2 separate regions of the Homo sapiens genome follow, and region 2 is linked to region 1. The links are chromatin loops, found by intact Hi-C in ENCODE. Cell type or tissue: A673. All regions are shown on one strand. Each heading gives the region's core, and the rest is flanking DNA. Links, peaks and the distances in the headings are about the cores only.

Region 1 (5,389 bases), core at 278-5,277:
AAGGGAAGTCCAAGAGACAAGAGGAAGAAACAATCTTTTTTTGAAGGGTTAGGAGAAAGTTGAAGATGCATGAAGGATGGGATATTTATATTAAATCCAACTCAATGCCTTATATTTTAGCCCACAGCTCCCAATTAAAGAGGGTGAGATTTAGAAAATCAATCAATAATTAACCAGTTGTTTGGAAAAACAGAAACATGCTTCAAGGGAGGGAACATTATAGCAAGTGAAGACAAAGTTTAGGGTCCCTCACTTCTTCCTGTCCCTTAAGCCGGGCCCTTGGAGCCTAGACAAGTGAGCGTGTGCCTGGTGTCCAGTGGCCCCTGTAAGGCAGTGTAGGTGGAAGCTCTCCCATGAGCCCAGCCTTCTGACCCACTTTCAGCTGGTCAACCCAGGAGACCTCACTTTGTCTTCTTGTGGCCAGAAATTCATCCTGAAATAGAGCAATTCTGAAAATGGGAGACTCTGATTTTTAACTGCCCCTGCCGGCCTCTGTGCTAGAGTTTTGCAGACCCCGTACAAGTTGTCCGATTGCAAAGAACTCAGTTATTGCAGCCTAAGTGAGGGGTGGGCACAGCAGCAGAAGTGTTGGGGCAGGGATGCCAGGGCAGAAGAAATTGCACTGTGAACAGGGCGACAGCTTATAATTGAGTTAAATGTATTATCTTTAAGCGGTTGAAGTCTGAAAGGCAAATTAACCTAAGAAGCCCTCCATAACCATTATGGTGGGGTAAAAAGCAGATCACTCTAGGTAGGAAGGGTTTCATCAGAGGCCAGGAAAACTAGATGATTGGCCATTATGTGTAAATTGGAATCTGTTTTCACAATAATCAACTTGTTAATTTTCAATGAAATTATTTCAAAGAAATTTTAGCATTTCCTGAACTCTCTTTATTTGCTTCTATCCTTTTCTTTCACCAGATGGACATAATGTCAATGTTTAAAAGGAAGTATTTATGCCTTTCTTTCAACAGTTAATTATTACCTGTCAGGCAGCTGAAGATATCAGGCAAGGCTAAGCAAAGTAAAATGTGTCACTTTTCCAGGCAGAAATTCACCCACTCAACAAATGTATATTGAGTACCTGATGTGTGCAGGGCACAGAGCTTGTTTCACTGAAAGCTGGTCAGTAAACTCAGAAAGAGAGAGAGCCCATTGCCCTCCACCATTCTAAACTTACACAAGCAAGGAACCAAGATGTTATGGATTGGACTGTGTCTCCCCAAAATGTATCTGTTGAAGCGCTAACCTTCATTATCTAAGAATAAGACCATATGTGGAGATAAAGCAGGGGTCCCTAAACCACTTCCCACCCCTCCCTACCACAGACCAGTACCAGTGTGTGGCCAGTTAGGAACCGAGCTGCACAACAGGAGGTGAGCAGCTAGCAAAGTGTCATCTGTATTTACAGCGGCTCCCCATTGTTTGCATTACCGCCTGAGCTCCTCCTCCTGTCAGATCAGCAGCAGCATTAGATTCTCAGAGGAGTGCCAACCCTATTGTGAACTGCGCATGTGAGGGATCCAGGTTGTGTGCTCCTTTTGAGAATCTAATGACTGATGATCTGTCACTGTCTCCCATCACCCCCCAGATGGGACCATCTACTTGCAGGAAAACAAGCTCAGGGCTCCCACTGATTCTATGTTATGGTGAGTTGTATAATTATTTCTTTATATATTACAATGTAATAATAGAAATAAAGTGCACAATAAATGTAATATGCTTGAATCATCCCCAAACCATCCCCTCCCACCCCACCCATTTGTGGAAAAATTTTCTGCCACAGAACCAGTCCCTGGTGCCAAAAAGGTTGGAGACCACTGAGTTAGAGCCTTTAAAGAAGTGTTTAAGTTAAAATAAGGCCTTTAGGGTAGGCCCTTATTCAATCTCCCTGGTGTCCTCATAAGAGGAGGAAATTTGGACATGTGAAGACATGCCAGGATTCCGTGCGCACTGAGAAAAGACCACGTGAGGGTATCATAAGAAGATGGGCATCTACAAGCCACGGAGAGCGGCCTCAAGAGAAACCAATCTTGCTGACACCTTGATCTTGCACTTCTGGCCTCCAGAACTGTGGGAAGATAAATGCTATTTATTTAAATAGCATTGTTTAAGCCACCCATTTTGGCTTATTTTGTGATGACAAAAGTATTTCTTTATAGCAGCCCTAGCAAAATAACATATAAGCCAAACATTTATAGGACCAAAATGACTTAGTTCTTCCTCATGCACGGCAAACTCTAGTTCCTTCAGTTATCATTTTGTGTCCTCTTTTTTCTGGAAGTCTCAGCCCTAAATTAGTCCCTGAATCCTCTAGACAAAAACTCACTACTCTTTTCCTGTAACAAAGGAATTTGTATGTATGGGTATGTGTGTGTGTGTGTGTGTGTGTGTGTGTGTGGTAAATATCCCATAATCAAAAACTGTTTCCTAGTGAGTTACAGAGACAAAATGCTTGAAAAAGTATGTGCCATCTTGTTACATTCTCTTAATTCTCTTTAGAGTGAGTACAATAAAGTAAAACTTCATTATATCATGGAATATAGTTTGTACAAAATAGTACTACTTCTACATTGAAAGATTAGTTCTGCCTGGATCCAGTACACATGTCATATTTCTGGAAAGTCATTTGACACGAATCAGTCTAAAAAATAAAACAAGCAGGTGCATAATATATTACCCAGAATAAAATAAACATGGCTTCATTTGTAAGTGCCAGAGTATTCGTCCATTAAATCTCCATCAGCTACTGCATCTTTGGCGCCCTCTTGTGTCCATTTTGGGATAGGTTTTTTTCGTGGAATTTGCGAGCCATTCACCCCACGGCATCTCTAATTCAATCCCTCAAAAATGCAAGCGAGCACTCGATAGAAATCAATCTCTCCTTTGTCTACATAAATTATACCAATTGTAAAAATACTATTTGGTTAAAATATATATTATAAGGTTTCAAATTTTAAGTAAACATTTCTATACCCATTTGACTTCCTGAATATTTGAGCTTTTTTCTGTAGATTATTATAGAGAAAAGTTTTTTCTCTTGCTTTTATAGTTAATAGGTATTCATATTTATTTGTTGATCCTTCAGCATTTTAGTTCTAAAATGTAGGTCCCTTAGGTATCCTTTAAAAATTAATTTTTAACTCAGATTTCCACTGAAAAATATTATGTAAAACATTTTTACAAATCAAACCATAAAGCATGTTCTCTGCCATGACTATATCTGTACAGTTTTGTTTGAGATACCAATTGTTAATACCATCATTGCTATTTCCACCAAAAAGATGAATAAATATAAGCAAATTCCCAAAACATGACTTCATGCAGATTAGCTTAGTACATTGGTGATTACAGTACAAAGGTCACATTGCGTGTTAAAGTTAATTTCCCCAATTCTGATCTAATAAGGCATCCACCTTGGTTATTTCCTTGTTTTGTATAGATATCATAAAATATGAATTGGCATCTATATCACAAATCATCTGGGCCTATCCCTATTTCTCATTACTAACATTTAGTTCAAATACCATTCATCAAAATCTAACCACCCAATTTACATTTATACTGTATTCAGATAAATAACCATGTTCATCTGGGGCATGGGCTTTATTTCTCCTGAAGGCATAATTAGGGCCAGGCGTGGTGGCTCATGCCTGTAATACAGCACTTTGGGAGGCTAAGGTGGGAGGATGGCTTGAGCCCAGGTCAAGGCTGCAGTGAGTCATGATTGTGCCACTGCACTCCAACCTGGGCAACAGAGTGAGACCCTGTGTCTCAAGAAAAATTAAAAAATTTAAAAATAAAGGCATCATTAAATTCCCCAAGTAAATTCATTAAAATTTACTCCGTAGGCAAGGGACTGGCAAACTGACAAATAAGGACTATTTCAGAAGTTTCCAAAAGATGCAAGGCAAAATAAATACCTCATAAGTCATCAGCGAGATGGACAACTGTTGAGAACAAACAGAAGCAACTTTACGCTGGAATCAGCAAAAGCTGCTGTGAGGTAGAACAAGAACGTTTGACAGCAAAGTGTGCACCAGCCAGGGACCTTGGACAGATCATCACCAGCAAAACAGGGATAATTCTTACTGTATCCATTGTTAATGGGATAGCACATAAGAAATACTTAAAGAAAAGGGTATGAGTAAAAAGATGCATTTAATGAATTAATGCAGTTTAGATATTTAATATAGGGTTAGAAGCAAATATACAAATAATGCTTTTATTCTTAGAAAACATCTTTATTCTTTCAGACTCTGAGAATTAGTCTAAAGTTGCAGATAAGTACAAAATTACAAACACAAAGCCAGAATTCACCTTTTTGTGGGGGAACATGGGAAGAAGGTAAAGCAAAGTGTCTGTGATTTTGTATCAACCTGGTTAGGCCACAGTGCCCATTTGTTTGGTCAAACATTAGTCTAAATGTAGCTGCAAAGGTTTTTTTTTTTAAATAAACTTTGAATGAAGCAGATTAACCTCCATAATGTGGCCGAGTCTTATTTAATCAGTTGAAGGCCTGAATTCTACAGCAGATTTTGAAAATGCCAATATTCATAACGGCATGAGCCAATTCCTTATAATAAATATTTCTTACACACACTCTCTTTCTCTCCACACACATACACAACACACACACTCACACACACATCCTTTTGGCTTTGTTTCTCTGGAGAACCCTGGCATACGTAATCCATATGTTTTATAAATATTATATATATTTATATTTATATATATATCTTACACATACTCTGTATGCATATATATGGATGCATGTGTGTATTTCTCATAGAACAAGGTCAAAAGTATCCTTGACAAGGGTACTTTTATAAATAGGTTATAGCGTTCTGGCAAAGCGGGAATTAGTTGAGGATTAAGATGTTACAACCTTCTCCAGGCCTGAATGAAACTATGGCCTGAGATTTTCTAATTCCGCAGGAGCTTGCCTCACCCTAACCTCACTGCAAGGTACCAGGTGGGTCATGCACCCCTCATTACACTGAATCTGCCCCTCCTCCCCTCTCTACTGTCACTCTCTAGCCTGTGACCTCCTTTGCCTATGACAGTGTCCTCTCTGGTCAGCCTTATTCCAGTCCTCCCCACACCCTTCTCCCCAGTGCAACCACCACCTTCTCGCCAGAGGAATCAAATCACATCACTCCCTTAAACCTTTGGGTGGCTGTCACTATGCCTCCCCTTTGTCACTGTCATTCTTTTAAAACATAATTACTTGTATTTCCTCAACCACACCCCCATTGTGTACTACTACACGCCTTTACAGAAGTGGCTACCGCTTCTTGGAATGGTCTCCTCTTGTCTTCTCTTCTCCTTCTCATGCAAATCCAGTACAAGCATTGCTGCGTCTGAAAGCCTTCCCAGCCAACCCCTC
Region 2 (5,389 bases), core at 331-5,330, 1.3 Mb before region 1:
ACATCTCTGGTCTAAGGCAAGGCATAACCCGGAACTTTAAGTAACATTTCATGATGTGATCTCATAAACACTTGTAGATTTTTGAGAAAGTATAAAGAATGGGGAAATTGCTTGGGTAATGGAGCTGGAAAAATGTTTTCCTGATTTTCGGAAAAGGGAAAAATGTAGAATGATAAATTTGATTGTTAATTGCTTCCTAGTTTCAAGAATGGATAATCAAAGAGACAAATACTAGAAAAAAGTGCAGTGAGGCCAGGCACAATGGTTCATGCCTGTAATCCCAGCACTTTGAGAGGCCCGAGGCAGGCAGATCACTTGAGGAATTCAAGACCAGCCTGGCCAACATGGTGAAATCTCTACTAAACAAACAAAAAAATTAGCTGGTCGTGATGGTGTACCTGTAGTCCCAGCTGCTTGGGAGGCTGAGGCAGGATAATTGCTTGAATCCAAAAGGTGGGGGCAGCAGTGATCTGAAATCACACCACTGCACTCCAGCAGCCTGGGTAACAGAGTGAGACTTTGCCTCAAAAAAAAAAAAAAAAAAAAAAAAAAAAAAAAAAAAAAGAAGAAGAAGAAGAAAGAAAGAAAAGAAAAGAAAAAAATGCAGTAATTACTAGGTACTAACATAGGATCACAAAGAACCTTTCACTTTTAAATTGGGTTACTGGGGGTGGGGTTTGGGGGAGGGAGAGCATCAGGATAAATAGCTAATCCATGTGGGGCTTAATACCTAGGTGATGGGTTGATAGGTGCAGCAAACCACCATGGGACATGTTTACCTATGTAACAAACCTGCACATCCTGCCCATGTACCCTGGAACTTCAAATAAAATAAGATTAAGTAAAATTAAAAAAAAATAAATCAGGTTATTGAGTAGAATATTCTTGACATAATGAGTAGTTATGAGTAAGGTGTTTGATAAAGGCTCACATGATTGGTTATCTTGTGGACAAGATGAGGAAATGTTACCCTGATGATTGTGAAGTGTAATCAGAACTGGTGTCAATTAATAAATTGAGGTTAACCTGGAAAAGATGTTCTTGAGAATGTGCTGTTGGGAGCTTCAATTCAACATTTTCTTCATTGATCTAGGTGGCTAGCACAATCTCCTATGCTCTGGCCTTTTCCATTCCTGAATTCCCACCAAACCTGCTTTCCTATTTCCAATGCTTCAGCCCTTCATTGCTCCCACAATGTACCAGCCTCCTCAGCTGCATCTAGTGACTGGGGTGGCATTCACACACACTCCAGCATACGCCTCAGTTTTTCTGTTGCTCTCAATCTAGAAATATTTCCCCTTTGGAATAATTCAACCTTCCATTTTCTTATGATTCTGTCTACTGAGAAATATTCGAGAAAATTGCAAACTAATAGCTTTCAATTCCAGATGTCCTTCCTTAGAGTAATTTCTTTTCTCTCAAGTTTTCTACCCTCTATGACTAACACCATTTATCGAAGATGAAATCCCCAGAGTACCCTGTTCTCTTCCTTACTCTTTATATAATTTTTGTTTGTTTTTTTTCACTCCTCTCAGCTCATACTTATTCGCTCTTTATATTTAATTGGTCATATAGTCTTACTTATTCCACCTCTGAAAAATTCTGAATTCTGTCTCCTCTTCACTCCTATTGTCCTTGCTGTACTTCAGTCCTTATTAACTCTTACCTGAAATATTGCAGTAGCCTCCTAACTGGCCTCTCTGATTTTGGTGTTCTTCTTTGCCAAGAGAAGATGCTTCATCATCCCAGCTGCTGCTGGAGATGTTCTGCTAACATAAACAGCTGATCAGGTTATTCCCCTTGCTTGAAAGTCCCCTAGTTTAATCTCCTTAATGGGGTAAGTAACGGCAGTCAAACCAGCTGATCCCACCTACCTCTCCAGTTTCATCTCTTGGGCTCCTCATCTCTGTGTCTCTCTAGATGGCGAATGCTTTGAAGACAAAGATCTTATTCATTTTTGTATTCCTCTTTCCTAGAAAAACACCAGATACATAGTGGATCTTTTGTAAATTAGTGAACAACTGAAAACACGGAAAAAGGCTTTTCAAATTATTCAGGATTCAAATATGCAGAGGGTATCATGGCAAAATAAAATTAATAGAAAATACAAATTTAGAAAGATTTCAATATGCTATATCTGAAACTAATGAAACTATTTTAATGGGGACCAATGATTCAAAACTTAACTGTGCAAGAATAAAATGAAGGAGGCCTGCTGTCTTAGTCTTTTTAATTGCTTGTAATGGAACAGCTGAAACTGAGTAATTTATAAGAAACAAAATGTATTTCTTACAGTTCTGGAGGCTGGGAAATCCAAGGTTGAGGGGGCCCATCTGGTGAAAACCTTCTTGCTAGCGGGGGCTCTGTACAGAGTCCTGAGGTGTATCACATGGCAAGGGGGCCGAGTGTGCTAAGATGCTTGCTCAGGTCTCTTCCTTTCTTAGAAAGCCAGCAACCCTACTTCCATGATAAACCATTAATCCATTAACCCATTAATCCATCAACCCATGAATGGATTAATCCATTCATGAGCACAGAGCCCTCATGATCCAATCACTTAAAGGTCCCACCTCTCAATATTGCCACATCGGGGATTAAGTTTCAACATGAGTTTTGGTTGGAAATAATCAAACCATAGCACCTACCTTACACTCAGTTAGGATGAAAAATACCCAGGGGTTTTGTTGTATTACAACTGAATAGTGGCCAGAAGTGTGTTCTGGCTAGCAAAATTTTATGAAACCCTAAGTTACATTTCTAAACAAAGGACGAGATAATGGAGAATATGGTTCCACAATCATTTGTGCTGGCCAGAACAAAACTAGGTTTCAGGGACACTGACAGCTGAAGCTCAATCAGAGAATGGCATGTAGGAGGAGGGAGGTTCTGGAAAATATTCATGTGAAGAACCATTAAAAACTGAGAGTATTTACCTTAGAGAAGAGAAAACTTAAAGGGAATATTAGTTTCCTTAAATTTTTGCAAAGTGACTGTGGAAGTGTTTGATATTAGCTGAGTTCTTCTGAGGGCAGAACTAGCATGAATGAAATGGCATTAGAAAGGCAGATGACTTCAGTTTTATATAATGAAGACATTTCTATCAATGAGAGTTATTAAACAAATACATGGGCTATTGTTTGAATTTCTTGAGAACTGGAAATGTTCAGGCAACAGCTGAATGATGGTATGTCAGCAGTATCGGAGAAGGAATTCTAGACGGCCTCCAAGATTTTTCTAACGCCAAGATTTTACAGTCCTATATTTTATTTTTAGTTTAATTTTAAAGGAGACCACCGAGAAAATCCATTTGGAAACTTTCAATAACAGTGTAAGGTATAAAAATCCCAAGCCACCAACTAAATTTGTCTAAAAGGCAACCCCTAACCTCCTTGGTGAAGGCCTGTCTTTTGTTTCATTGTTTTGGCGCCCTAAGCACCCACAAGGGGGTGCTTGTGGGGAAAGGATCATGGATGTGATTAAAATCCTTATGGCTAAGCTCAGGATTAGAATTAGTAGTTAAACAACTGTGCAAAGATGTTTGCAAATCCTGATGAGGAAGCAAAGGTAGAGAGAAAAATGTCCAAAATGGAACCTTCATCAGACCCAAGAATTCTCCTTTGTTTAAGTCCAGAGGAGGCTAAGTAGAAGCAAACACAGAGGAAGCATTTTGTTATCAACTCCAAGGCCCTAGAGCTGAACTCCTCAACATGTTCCTCTCTGTGTCTTTGGCTGCTTGCTCAGTTGCTTGTTTTCTCCAACTACAAAACATAGAGACTAAAAGGCACCACCGATCCCATTCACCAGAAGCCGGGATTCATGAGTTAATGTCTGCAAAGCATTTTGAGCTTGTTGGAAGAAAGGCGCTAGATAAATACAAAGTGTTGTTGTTATTATAGGGAAGAAAAAGCAACTGTTAGCTCAGGGTCTATAATTAGGAAGCAAATATAGTGTCTGGTGGCTTTGATAATAGGATTTCTATGAAGATGTGGCATGCAGTAAGACCGTTGACTGAAATGTTATAAATGACATGATTTTTGCCATCCGAGTCAAAATCCTTAACATTTTAGTTTTCGGTTTTGTCTTCCTGCCCCTCTTCCTGCCCCTCCCCCCACACTCTATTTTTAGGTAAACTCTAAGAAAGCAAGTGTCAAATTAACAGCCCTGAAAATTAATAAACTTAGCGTGTTTTTGGAGAAAGTATGGTCCTGAAGGCATCTGGACTTGCTTCTTTTTCTTTCTGAGGCCAAATCTCGAAGACTTTAAGTTGAGCGTCAAGGTGTTCCACTGAGCGCCTTCAGATCCTGGATTCTTATGCTCTCTGTTGAGTCTTCAATTTGTAATCCCAGGGCCCTGTTGGAGGCCTAGTCCTACAGACTGGAAGAGAAAGCTCTGGAATTCTTTCAAGGGAAGCACAGATCTGAGTGCAGGTCTTGGAAAGTAAGTAAAGGAGGAAATAGTTTTAAAATATTTTAATATGTTTATCTGCATATTTTCGGTCTACCCATAATGTTCTGAGAATTTAAATGGTTTAAGAAAATCACTTCTAAAAATAAGAAATATTGTTTTTTGTGGAACAGTTTAGCCCTTCAGACTCCTCTCACTCCTTCTGCTATCAATTTGCTTAGTGATTTTTACCTGTATTTGCCTCGATTTCCATCCTATAAAATTGTCATAAATGATTACTATTCTAATCAGTGCTGCTGGAGAAAGGCAGCAAAGGCAGAATTCACAGATGTACAATTAAATTCTAATCTTTGACCTGCCATTAATTAACCAGCCAGCTATGGGCTTCCAGCAAGTTGCTGAATTCCCTGTGCCTCAGTTTCCCATAATGTAATAAACTAATAAATAATTGAAATGAATTAAAATGAAATTCACTTGGATTTAAATAAAGTAAATGAAACTTCCATTAAGGACTTTTCCATTTTTAAAATCTCTTATTTGTATGATTACTTCATTGTCCTTCCTAAAGTAAACATTTATGATTATGTCTTTAATGTTGATTTTCTTGTTCAGGTTTTCTAATTTTACTGTGGGGACTAGTTTGTTCCATGGAACTTGGTGTCATAAGTCTGATTTGAATCTGTTACATTTTTAGAACACAGAAGTTTCAAGTGTGTGTGTGTGTGTTTCATTGGGTAGCTGTAGACTTGTTACTTTTATCCCATGGGTTTGGATTTTTTAAAAATATAAACATTGTTTCTATTATTACTACCAATAAAAATATGTAAAATAGAGATTTATATTTTCACAGTCTTCTTGTCAGCTGAGTTTGCAGGAATTTTGGTTCAATGCATGTATTTGTCAGTTGCACTGAGGCAGGCAATGCACTTGGCGTCTAGAGGGTGAGGAGGGGTGGGTGGGGATGGGTGAGAGTGAGGAGTTTGAG

Evidence for each region. Hi-C counts contacts between places; a loop is a spot of excess contacts. Peaks named below come from ENCODE experiments on the same cell type or tissue, not always from the same donor. Only the 100,000 strongest peaks of a DNase experiment are listed, where the experiment ranks them.
Region 2: a loop joins it to region 1, with 3 times the contacts of the local background. A loop is called at or near these places in 15 of 110 quality-filtered maps.

What each region holds. Positions count from the first base shown.
Region 1 is chr2:198,307,240-198,312,628 of GRCh38, reverse strand. All of the region lies in intron 2 of LINC01923 (long intergenic non-protein coding RNA 1923), which reads left to right. Among named protein-coding and RNA genes, the nearest start is that of LINC01923, 65 kb to the left of the region's middle. RefSeq lists a silencer at 2,630-2,924. In A673, for the core only: a CTCF peak has its summit at 2,763 (motif pointing left); a DNase peak (open chromatin) is centred at 2,758.
Region 2 is chr2:199,604,613-199,610,001 of GRCh38, reverse strand. LINC01877 (long intergenic non-protein coding RNA 1877) reads right to left here and starts at 1,934. Exons shown (of 7, transcript NR_110270.1): 1 at 1,875-1,934. In A673, for the core only: CTCF peaks have their summits at 3,247 and 3,446 (motif pointing right); no DNase peak of the experiment used is centred there.